Regions from separate parts of the Homo sapiens genome. Here region 1 is linked to region 2. Evidence: chromatin contacts called from ENCODE Hi-C or POLR2A ChIA-PET data. All regions are on one chromosome and are shown on one strand. Each heading gives the region's core, a stretch centred on a gene start or an enhancer-like site at or near the end of the contact. The rest is flanking DNA. Distances are from core to core; before and after follow the strand shown.

Evidence for each region. Hi-C counts contacts between places; a loop is a spot of excess contacts on that map. ChIA-PET counts read pairs that join two places held with the same protein, here RNA polymerase II (POLR2A). Pooled maps may share reads with other maps.
Region 1: a loop to region 2 is called in a map of CD8-positive, alpha-beta T cell, with 7 times the contacts of the local background. The contact joins the promoter of GALK2 here to the promoter of DUT-AS1 in region 2. A Hi-C loop is called at or near these places in 2 of 168 maps with a recorded cell type or tissue (CD8-positive, alpha-beta T cell and naive thymus-derived CD4-positive, alpha-beta T cell) and 9 of 50 pooled maps. POLR2A ChIA-PET finds 5 or more read pairs at or near these places in 2 of 52 experiments (WTC11 and activated T-cell).

What each region holds. Positions count from the first base shown.
Region 1 is chr15:49,167,034-49,171,560 of GRCh38, reverse strand. GALK2 (galactokinase 2) reads right to left here and starts at 1,314. Exons shown (of 10, transcript NM_002044.4): 1 at 1,186-1,314. The coding sequence starts at 1,238. MIR4716 (microRNA 4716) reads left to right here and starts at 2,408; the gene lies at 2,408-2,491. RefSeq lists enhancers at 1,127-1,366, 998-1,902.
Region 2 is chr15:48,329,458-48,333,937 of GRCh38, reverse strand. DUT-AS1 (DUT antisense RNA 1) reads left to right here and starts at 2,082. Exons shown (of 3, transcript NR_186809.1): 1 at 2,082-2,375. It overlaps DUT (deoxyuridine triphosphatase), which reads right to left and starts at 2,509. Exons shown (of 7, transcript NM_001025248.2): 1 at 2,143-2,509; 2 at 1,532-1,670. The coding sequence starts at 2,422. RefSeq lists enhancers at 1,732-2,026, 1,950-2,474, 2,475-3,001 and silencers at 1,732-2,026, 2,077-2,286, 4,280-4,470.

The DNA of each region.
Region 1 (4,527 bases), core at 65-2,564, 840 kb before region 2:
GGTAACTAAAGACACACTGTTTGCTGGTTTAAGGATGAAAGAACATTTTCAAGTTGTAGTAAAGTATAATATCATCAACTGACACACGGTGGTAATAAACCACCAAGTAGGAAGAGCTTAAGGACTTGATGCCAGAGAAAAAAACTAACAGAAAAAAACTGAAAACAGCAAAGGCAGAGGGCCGGGCGCGATGGCTCACGTCTGTAATCCCAGCACTTTGGGAGGCCAGGGTGAGCGGATCACTTGAGCTCAGGAGCTCGAGACCAGCCTGACCAACATAGAGAAACCCCATCTCTGATGAAAATACAAAATTAGCCGGGTGTGGTGACGCCTGCCTGTAATCCCACCTACTCAGGAGGCTGAGACAGGAGAATCGCTTGAACCTGGGAGGCGGAGGTTGCGGTGAGCCAAGATGGCGCCACTGCACTCCAGCCTGGGCAACAAGAGCAAAACTCCGTCTCAAAAAAAAAAAAAAAAAGAAAAAGAAAAAGAAAAAAGAAAGGAAGGAAGAAAGAAAAGAAAAGAAAAACAGCAAAAGCAGAGAGTCAGGAAAGCCCTTCGCTAATGTAGCAGGTGACAGACTTCATTTTATGAGACCTCAGCCCCATTAGTCAGAACGAAGTATTTCTACAAAGTACCTGTAACTGAAAAGATCCTCCCCGAGACATCACTAAACTATTAGTTACTGTGTAGCTAGGGACTGCCAGCAAATTAATTCCCTAAGTGACAGTTCAGAGATTCTCGTGTTTTTGTTTTGTTTTGTTTTAAAGAGGATGCAGACACCAAGAAGGTTTTTGTGTTTGTTTTCAATTAATATTTAGAAAGAAGACTTTTAAAAAGCAGTATCAACTGGCATGCGAGACAAAGAGAGGAGTTCAGTGTGGATATGGGCATTTCTGCTGAAGCCCAGTAGAAAGAGTACACTAATTACAACAAGAAAAGGAAAAGAAGAATCTGCATGGATGAAGAAAAAAACATACAACCCTTCGTAGTAGTCAAGGTAGAATGTGTTTGCGGCGTGATCTTTTTTGCAAGCCCAGCCACGTGTCCTTATAGAATCCCAAGGGTTCCACTTGCTCCCCGGGACCAAAAGCAGCGCCCCAAGGGAGGAGCCAAGTGCTGTGGACCCGATCTACACGTAGCCAACCCAGCAGATCCCAAAGCCCGGCGTCTCCTCTCCCCCACCTAGGATGTTCTGCCACCTGGACCCGACGCGTAGCAGGGCTCTCTGTAGCCATATTTCGCTAGATCCTTCTTTCTCCTGTAGTTTCAAGTGTCTAAGCAAAGCTCCCAGAGCAATCACGAGACTTCTGTGACAGGAGCCGTTTTCTTCCGGGAGATAAACAGCTCCCGCCCTGCGGAAATCCTGCAGCTTCGCTGAGGTGGCTGCTTCCAATCGGCCCCTCCTCTGGCTCCTCCTCCCTGGACTCAGCCAGGGTTCCCTCCAAGCAGCAGTCAGGTACAGCCTCCGTCCTGCTCTTAGCTCCCAGGGAGGGACTAGGGCCTCGCAGGAGCCCCTGCGCAGAGCACGTGCGAAGCTGACTAGTGAGGTTTTCTTTTTGCGCCCTGTGGATGTCAGAGAACAGTGTCATAACCTGGCGCCCTACATACACCTAGTTTCTGATCTGTCTCGGGCTGCGTTTTTTTGTTTGTTTGTTTGTTTTTTAGTTATGGTTTTGGTCTTTATTGTTCAGCAGCTACTCCCCAAACAACACTAAAATGTTTAGCTATTGCTTCTTTGCGGATTACTTCCAAATCAAGCAACATAAAATTGATGTATCACTTGATTTAAATAGATTTGCATTTATTTACAGGTTAGAGGCATTGGTGGGCCTTCCTAGAACACAGTAGTGAAAAGACGGAAACACATGCCTTTTAATGTGCAAGACCCCTTAGCATCCAGTTAAACCTCTTCATTTTTCACTTATCTAGAGAAATCCTAGATGCCCTATCAAAAGTACACTATCCCTAGTACATCACTAACTTTTCCTTCCTTCATAGTTCTCCTATTTGCTTATGTATTTATTGTGTCTCTCACCACCTCCATCATCACTACCACTAGAAAGCAACTGGGGGCAGGCAGATTGGTTTTTAATGAATAGGTAAGATAAACTGAATGAACGACGAAAGGTGAAATGATGTGCCTGAGGTCACAGTGATCATTGGGAACAAAACTGGAATTAAAATTCAGATCTATTAACTCTCAATCTAGTGCACTTTGCACCTCAGAAATATTGAGATTAAACCCAAGCAAAGACAGCTAGCAATAAACCCATTCCAAAGTTTCCTGATTAAGGAAGTTTGAGCCAACATGCCCAACACACTAGGGGTAGTAGCATAACTCAGAGAGATTCGATAAGTTGTATACATCAGTAAGTTACTGCTCCAGAATTTCTATATGTATATGCATACTTTGTCTCCATGTTTCCTTCCCCCTTCTGTATACATGTATACAGGAGGAAGGGGGAAGGAAACATGGAGACAAAGTGTGAATGGACAATAAAGCATAGCCAAAGAGTGGCAGCCCCTTGGCACCCCGTTGGGTTATTACTGTAAATGATACATCAAAGAAACAAAGTTACTCTGGTCTCAGGGCAGCTTTCTCACTATTATTTCAGTCCCTCTTTATCATTTTCAAATGAATGAATTATATCTTCTTGTTTCTGGGCCCCAATAAATCCCAGTTTGATGTTCATTTTGGTTTAATTTTGAGTAACAGGAGTCATCACTGTCACTTGTAAATAGTTTTAATAGGGAGATAACCTAAATTTTAAAAAAAAATGTAAAATGTTTAGGGACATCAGTAAATACAGAAAAGAACAGAATCTTTTTTTTTTTTTTTAGATGGAGTTTCGCTCTTTGTTGCCCAGGCTGGAGTGCAATGGCATGATCTCTGTTCACTACAACCTCCACCTCCCAGGTTCAAACGATTCTCCCGTCTCAGCCTCCCAAGTAGCTGGGAATACAGGCAGCCGCCACCACACCAGCTAATTTTTGTATTTTTAGTAAAGACGGGGTTTCACCATGCTGGGCAGGCTGGTCTCGAGCTCCTGACCTCAGGTGATCAGCCCACCTCGGCCTTCCAAAATTCTGGGATTAAAGGTGTGAGCCACCGTGCCCAGCCCAGAATCATTTTTTATTCAGATGTTTCTAATATATTCTTTTGCATTAGTTGAAAAATAACAAATTTTAAAGTTTTGAATTTTTTTAACAGTCCAAAATAAACTCATTTTATACAGGGTTAAAAAAAAATGACTGTAGAAACTGTTTCGAAAAAGAATACTTCCTACTGAATATGTACTTGATGACCGAACATTAACTTTGCTAAATGAAACCAGATGGCAAATCATTAGTTTGGACCTTGGATACATTGCTATTGCAGTCTCAACAAAACCGATGCAGACTAGAAAGCACCTTACAGAGCAATTAGTAAAGCATCCTTTTTTGAAATGATTGGCACAAAGTAAAACAGGATTAACAGAGCTAGAACTAAAACCTAGGTCTCTAGACTCCTAGCCTAGAGGCCATACTACTTCTGAATATGTGACTTTTGTTGAGACCCCAGTAAACTGTGCTTAAAAATAAATTATTGAAATGATTAGAATCCTTGTCCCAAAATAAAATGTGTACATTATAATTTTCATAAAGGATTACTCTTAAAATAACCTGTCCAAACTACTAGAGAACCCCAAATGGACACCAAAAACAAAACATTACTTTCTTATACTACCTTCCTTATACTAGGCATCTTGCTAAGTAAGCACTTTGCGTATATTATTGTCTCTTTAAACCTTTCCAACAATCCTTATGGGATAGAAAAATATTATTTCCTTTTCAATTTCAAGAAGATATTCCTTTAGTTCTTATTAGACATATCTAATAGTGAAAACATTTAAACATTTGGCTGGGCACAGTGGCTCATGCCTATAATCCCAGCACTTTGGGAGGCCAAGGTGGGCAGATCACCTGAGGTCAGGAGTTCGAGAACGGCCTGGCCAACATGGTGAAACCCCATCTCTACTAAAACTACAAAAATATAGCCAGGTGTGGTGGCGGGCGCCTGTAATCCCAGCAGCTTGGGAGGCTGAGGCGGGAGAATCGCTTGAACCCAGGAGATGGAGATTGAGTAAGCCAAAATCACGCCACTGCACTCCAGCCTGGGCAACCAAGAGCGAAACTCCATCTCAAAAAAAAAGAAAAGAAAATATTTAAACATTTATATTTTACAGTATTTTTATTTTCACAAATCCTGAACCTCTGGTTCTTTGCTTTTTGCAAGTAGGCACTCTTACAATAGGTTTAGAATCTGAATTATAAACTAATAAATGGTATATTATGATGGAGTCTTAAACAGAAACCTAATTAATAAACTTGAAATTGTTTCTCCTCAAAGGATATTAGTCTCCATTCAGATAAAATATTATAGCAAACTAAACAAAAACAAAACAAACACTAAAATGAAAGAATACAAAAACTTGATCCAAAATATGAGTTAAAGCATGGGTGTTAGAGACTTACAGACCTGGC
Region 2 (4,480 bases), core at 833-3,332:
TCTAATTGGTTTACATATATTAACCCATTTTATTCTCACAATGATCTGTGTGATTAGGGAAAATATGCAGAAGGAAAGGAGAAAAACGGGTGGACAAAATAAGAGATAAAGAACTGTGTTGTATCTGTCAGGCAGGGCTTGGTAGTTTACCAAGCTTAGGCTATGAATTTCCTGGCTGAGGGAGACAGCTGATCACCGTGAACGGCCCCTGGAGATGGACCTTGCTTAGGAACAGAATTCCTCTAAAGTCCACATAGCAAATGCTGCTACTCTTGATATTACTGTGGCCCTCTCCTGGGTAGAAATTTAAGAGATTTTACAATGAGCAGAACCGGAAGTTTACTTTGGAGACCTTAATTAACTCTGGTAAAGCAGTACTACCCCTTCTTTCACTGAAATCCCTCTTTAAACAGTTAAGCCCTAATTTATTGCTGATCCATTATTTCCATGTCAATTTCAGTATACAGAAAGTCACCTGTGTTTATTAGGAGTCTACTTAAGGTATCTTAAATCAAGGACTCCCCTAGGACTCAAGAAAGTGCTCCAAAATATACTTTGGAAAGGTCTAGTCAAACTATATCACTCTACTTTTATTCATCAAAATTAAGAGACTGTAGTTTTTCCAGCTACAATTGTCCATACCTACTTTCCTTTTCCTTTTTTTTCTGTTGCTATCATCAGGCACTACTTTCTCTTCTCCTGTGCTTAGACTAATAGTTCTCATGTTTGAATTATCTGAGATACTTTAAAATAAATCCCAATGCTTGGGATTTAGTATAAAATCTCCTTCCCTCTCAGCATTACTTTTCTCCTACCTTAATGGTTCTAAGAACTGGGCACAGTAGTCAGATGAAAAAAAAAAAGCCCAAAATTCGGGATAAAAAATTATATCATCTTCAAGCCTCTGGGGAAATCAATTCAGCTCTTCACAAACTCCTGCCTGTGTAAAAAGTAACACTTATCTAGTTAAGGATTGTTGTGAGGACTAAATACAACAGCATACGGAAAGTTTTTAGTACAGGTAAAACGTGCTGTAGAGATGAAAGTGTGGTAGATTACAGGCAGCTCTGCCTTTCGTTTTCAGATGCCTTCTCAAATTCCGCCCTGGGCCGGATGAATGTATAGAAAATAACTTTTTAAGGCAGATGCATCTTCGTTCATCCTTCTTAGGTATTTTCACGCTCACATCTAGGCTCTCACCTTGGTTTTTCTATTGAGCACAGCATCACCCTCGGGCCACTCGAAAGCCACCATGGGCCTTCCTCTCTATCTTCTATTTAGGAAGGGCACAATAAACGTTGCAAAGTAACGCCTTGCTAGACACCGTATAGCTATTTTACTTATTCTGCAGTCTTTGCCCAAATCTCTATTTAATTTATGCCAAAGATGAAAGCTAAAATTTTAAACACGAAAAAGGCAGAAATCCTATTTATAGCTAGTGTGTTCCTGTGATCTCTCCGGTGACTGTTTCTAGCTGTGGCAGCGGACGGCCGGCCCTTCCCAGCCTCCTCGCCGGCAGGTCCCCGCTCACCTGTACAGGTCGTAGCCCGCGGCGCGCGCGGAGCCCCGGGTGGGGGCCGTGGCGTGCTCGGAGAGCCGGGCAAAGCGGAGCTGCATGCCGCCCACCTCCGCAGGCCGGGCCCGCTTACTGGGTGAAATGGCGGGTGTCTCTTCAGAGCAGGGCATGGCAGAGCCAGAAGGCGAGCGAGGAGACCACCGGGGGAAGAGGAGAGCGCACGATGAGCGTCGCCGCAGGGAGCGCGCCAAAACCGAAATTTCCCGCCAGCCCCGCCCCACCCACCGCCCCTCCCCGGGACGAGTCCACAGTTCTGGCTGAGAGGGGAGGCGGGATTCACATTTTGGGTTTGAAGCCCTTCTCGGAAAGCAGGTTTGGGATGGGAAACTACTGGGTCCCAGTCAACTTTCCACATTCAGCGCGTGGGGCCAACTTTGAAGGGGAGCTTCTAGGGCGTCGCCCTCACACACTAGAAAGCCGCCCCCTCGCCAGGGGACCCTAATGGACCACCCCACCCCCCCCGCCCCCCGCGCGCAGAAGGACCGCTCGCCACCCTACTTCCCCCACAGCCTCAAGCCGCGTGGATTCCTTCCAGACGGCCGGAGCCCCTCCCCCGCCTTTCCTACCCGGCCCCGGCGCCGGGCTTCCCCCCGCCTTAGGAAGCTCGCCCTTCCAGCCAGCGGCCCCGACTGTACTGGCTCCGCGGCAGCCTTGGCTCAGGCGGCCAGCGCTGGACAGCGGCCGGGGAATCCCGTGCTGCGCGGCGCGGCCGAGGGGCGGGCCTGGCCCGGAGAGTACCGCGGCTTCGGCCCTCTGCCGTGCGCCTCGCGCGTTTTGCATCGCTGAGCGAAGCAGAGACGTAAGGAAATGGTAGCAGAGCGCGGGGCGAGGGCAGAGGGGAGTCATTTCCCCCAGAGTTTGGGCTGGTTGGGTCCTCGGCACCTCCGGACGTGCGCCAGGCTTCCACCCTGAAGACGCGCCCGTCCTGGGAACATGACCTCGGAAGCAGTCGCAGCCGCCGCCGGACGAGGGGCGTGGAGAGGCGGTGCCCCGGCAGCCCAGGGATGGCGCAGGCCCTGGGGCCCCAGGAAGACGGCGCCGTTGGCGTCTTGAGTCTTGCTGCCGCCTCTGGCTGCCTAGCCCTCTTGCTTTCGCTCTTCTTGTTTGCTCTGGCCCCCATTTTTCCGAGAGTGTACGCCAGGCCCGGGCCCTGCTCCTGGACTGATTTACCTGGGGCGGCACCGCCCGCAGCCATGACTCCCGGGCTCTGAGTTTAGCGGCGCCCTAAGCGCCGGAACCGCATCTCGGCGCCGGTGACAGTTATTGCGCCCGGGGCCGCTCCCCAAGCTGTGGGCAAGACACCGCGCCCGATTTCCTTTCAGCACCGAGTGTCAGACGTTGTAGTGTTTATTCGACCGGAGGCAGGGAGGGCGCTACTATCCTATCACAGGTTTGGGATAACCCAACAGAAACGCAGTGGGAACCCCTTGGCTAGGAGTCGAACAAGGATCCCGGGTCGTGGTAGTATAGTTTACAGTGGGGGATAAAGCAGTAACTTTCTAGATAGTTGTTAATAATTTTTTCTGAGCTGCAAGTATCTCCTTATTTCTCACAAAAATCTGCGAGCTGAATTGAATGGTTTTGAATTTTCAAAATTAAAAAAGCTGTGGGGCAGTTTTAGAGTATTATTGGGGAAATTTTACATTCGTTGCTATGCCTTTCCATACAGGCCCCCCCTTTTCGGTCTCCTTAACTGGTTCGTCTTCGTAGTTGGAATTCCTTTGCATGAGGCTATGGAATATACACTACCTTCTCTGGACGTTAACTATTAGCTACAGCTTGAGGACTCCCAAATTTATGCCTTTAGCAACACGATCCGAGCCCTGCAACTTTTCGACCTCATTTTGAGCCAACATTATTTTGCTCCCTTATTTTGTTGAAGTACTTTCTCCAGTTATTTACTTAAAATGTTCACATGAGAGACATACTATTTGATTCCTTGCTTGTACTAAGATGTAATGATTGTAACGACTTCATTTTCCTAGACCCAGATAAAAGTCTCGCTTCATTCATGAAACTTTTTACAATCAGTAGTGACCTCTGCCCCATCTTATCTCTTTTAACACTTACTATATCATTCATTAGTCGTTAGCCATATACTTTCATTGTGTAATCTTCTGATGTATATGCATTTTATCTCTCACATGAATTAGAGTCATAAACTTTTATGAATTCTTCAAAGCACTTACTTCAGTGTTTACACAAAAGTTACTTGTTTGGCTTATTACAATATCTAACACCAAGCAGGTTACCTTCTATTTTTTGTTGTTAATCTGTATACATAAAGTGTTTATTGTTACTTTTCAGCTGAGTTTATTTTAGACTAAAAGAGAAACGGCCATAATCTAACTGGCAAAAAGTAATAGGATTCTGAGCCAGTAAGCATTTAATAGAACGTTCTTTATGACAATAGAAATATAACTTGTTATGAACATACACCTTAAATGCAAGATACTGCAGTTAAGAACTAAACATGTTTCAACCATAATTTACTTCATAGTTTTTGTTTTTTTTTTTGAGACAGAGCCTTGCTGGAGTGCAATGGCTCGATCTCGGCTCACCCCAACCTCCTCCCAGGTTCAAGCAATTCTCCTCCTCAGCCTTCCAAGTAGCTGGAATTACAGGCATGCGCCACCACGCCTGGCTAATTTTGTATTTTTAGTAGAGATGGGGTTTCTCCATGTTGGTCAGGCTGGTCTCGAACTCCCGACCTCAGGTGATCCGCCCACCTCGGCCTCCCAAAGTGCTGGGATTACAGGCGTGAGCCACCGCACCCTGCCCTTCATGGTGTTTTCTTTATCAGACTATAGTTATCCTATCAGTCATGCTGATTAATTCAATTACCTAAGTCTAGTGCCAATTTGAACCTTCTGAAAATGCAAGTCAGTACTTGAAAAGCATGGT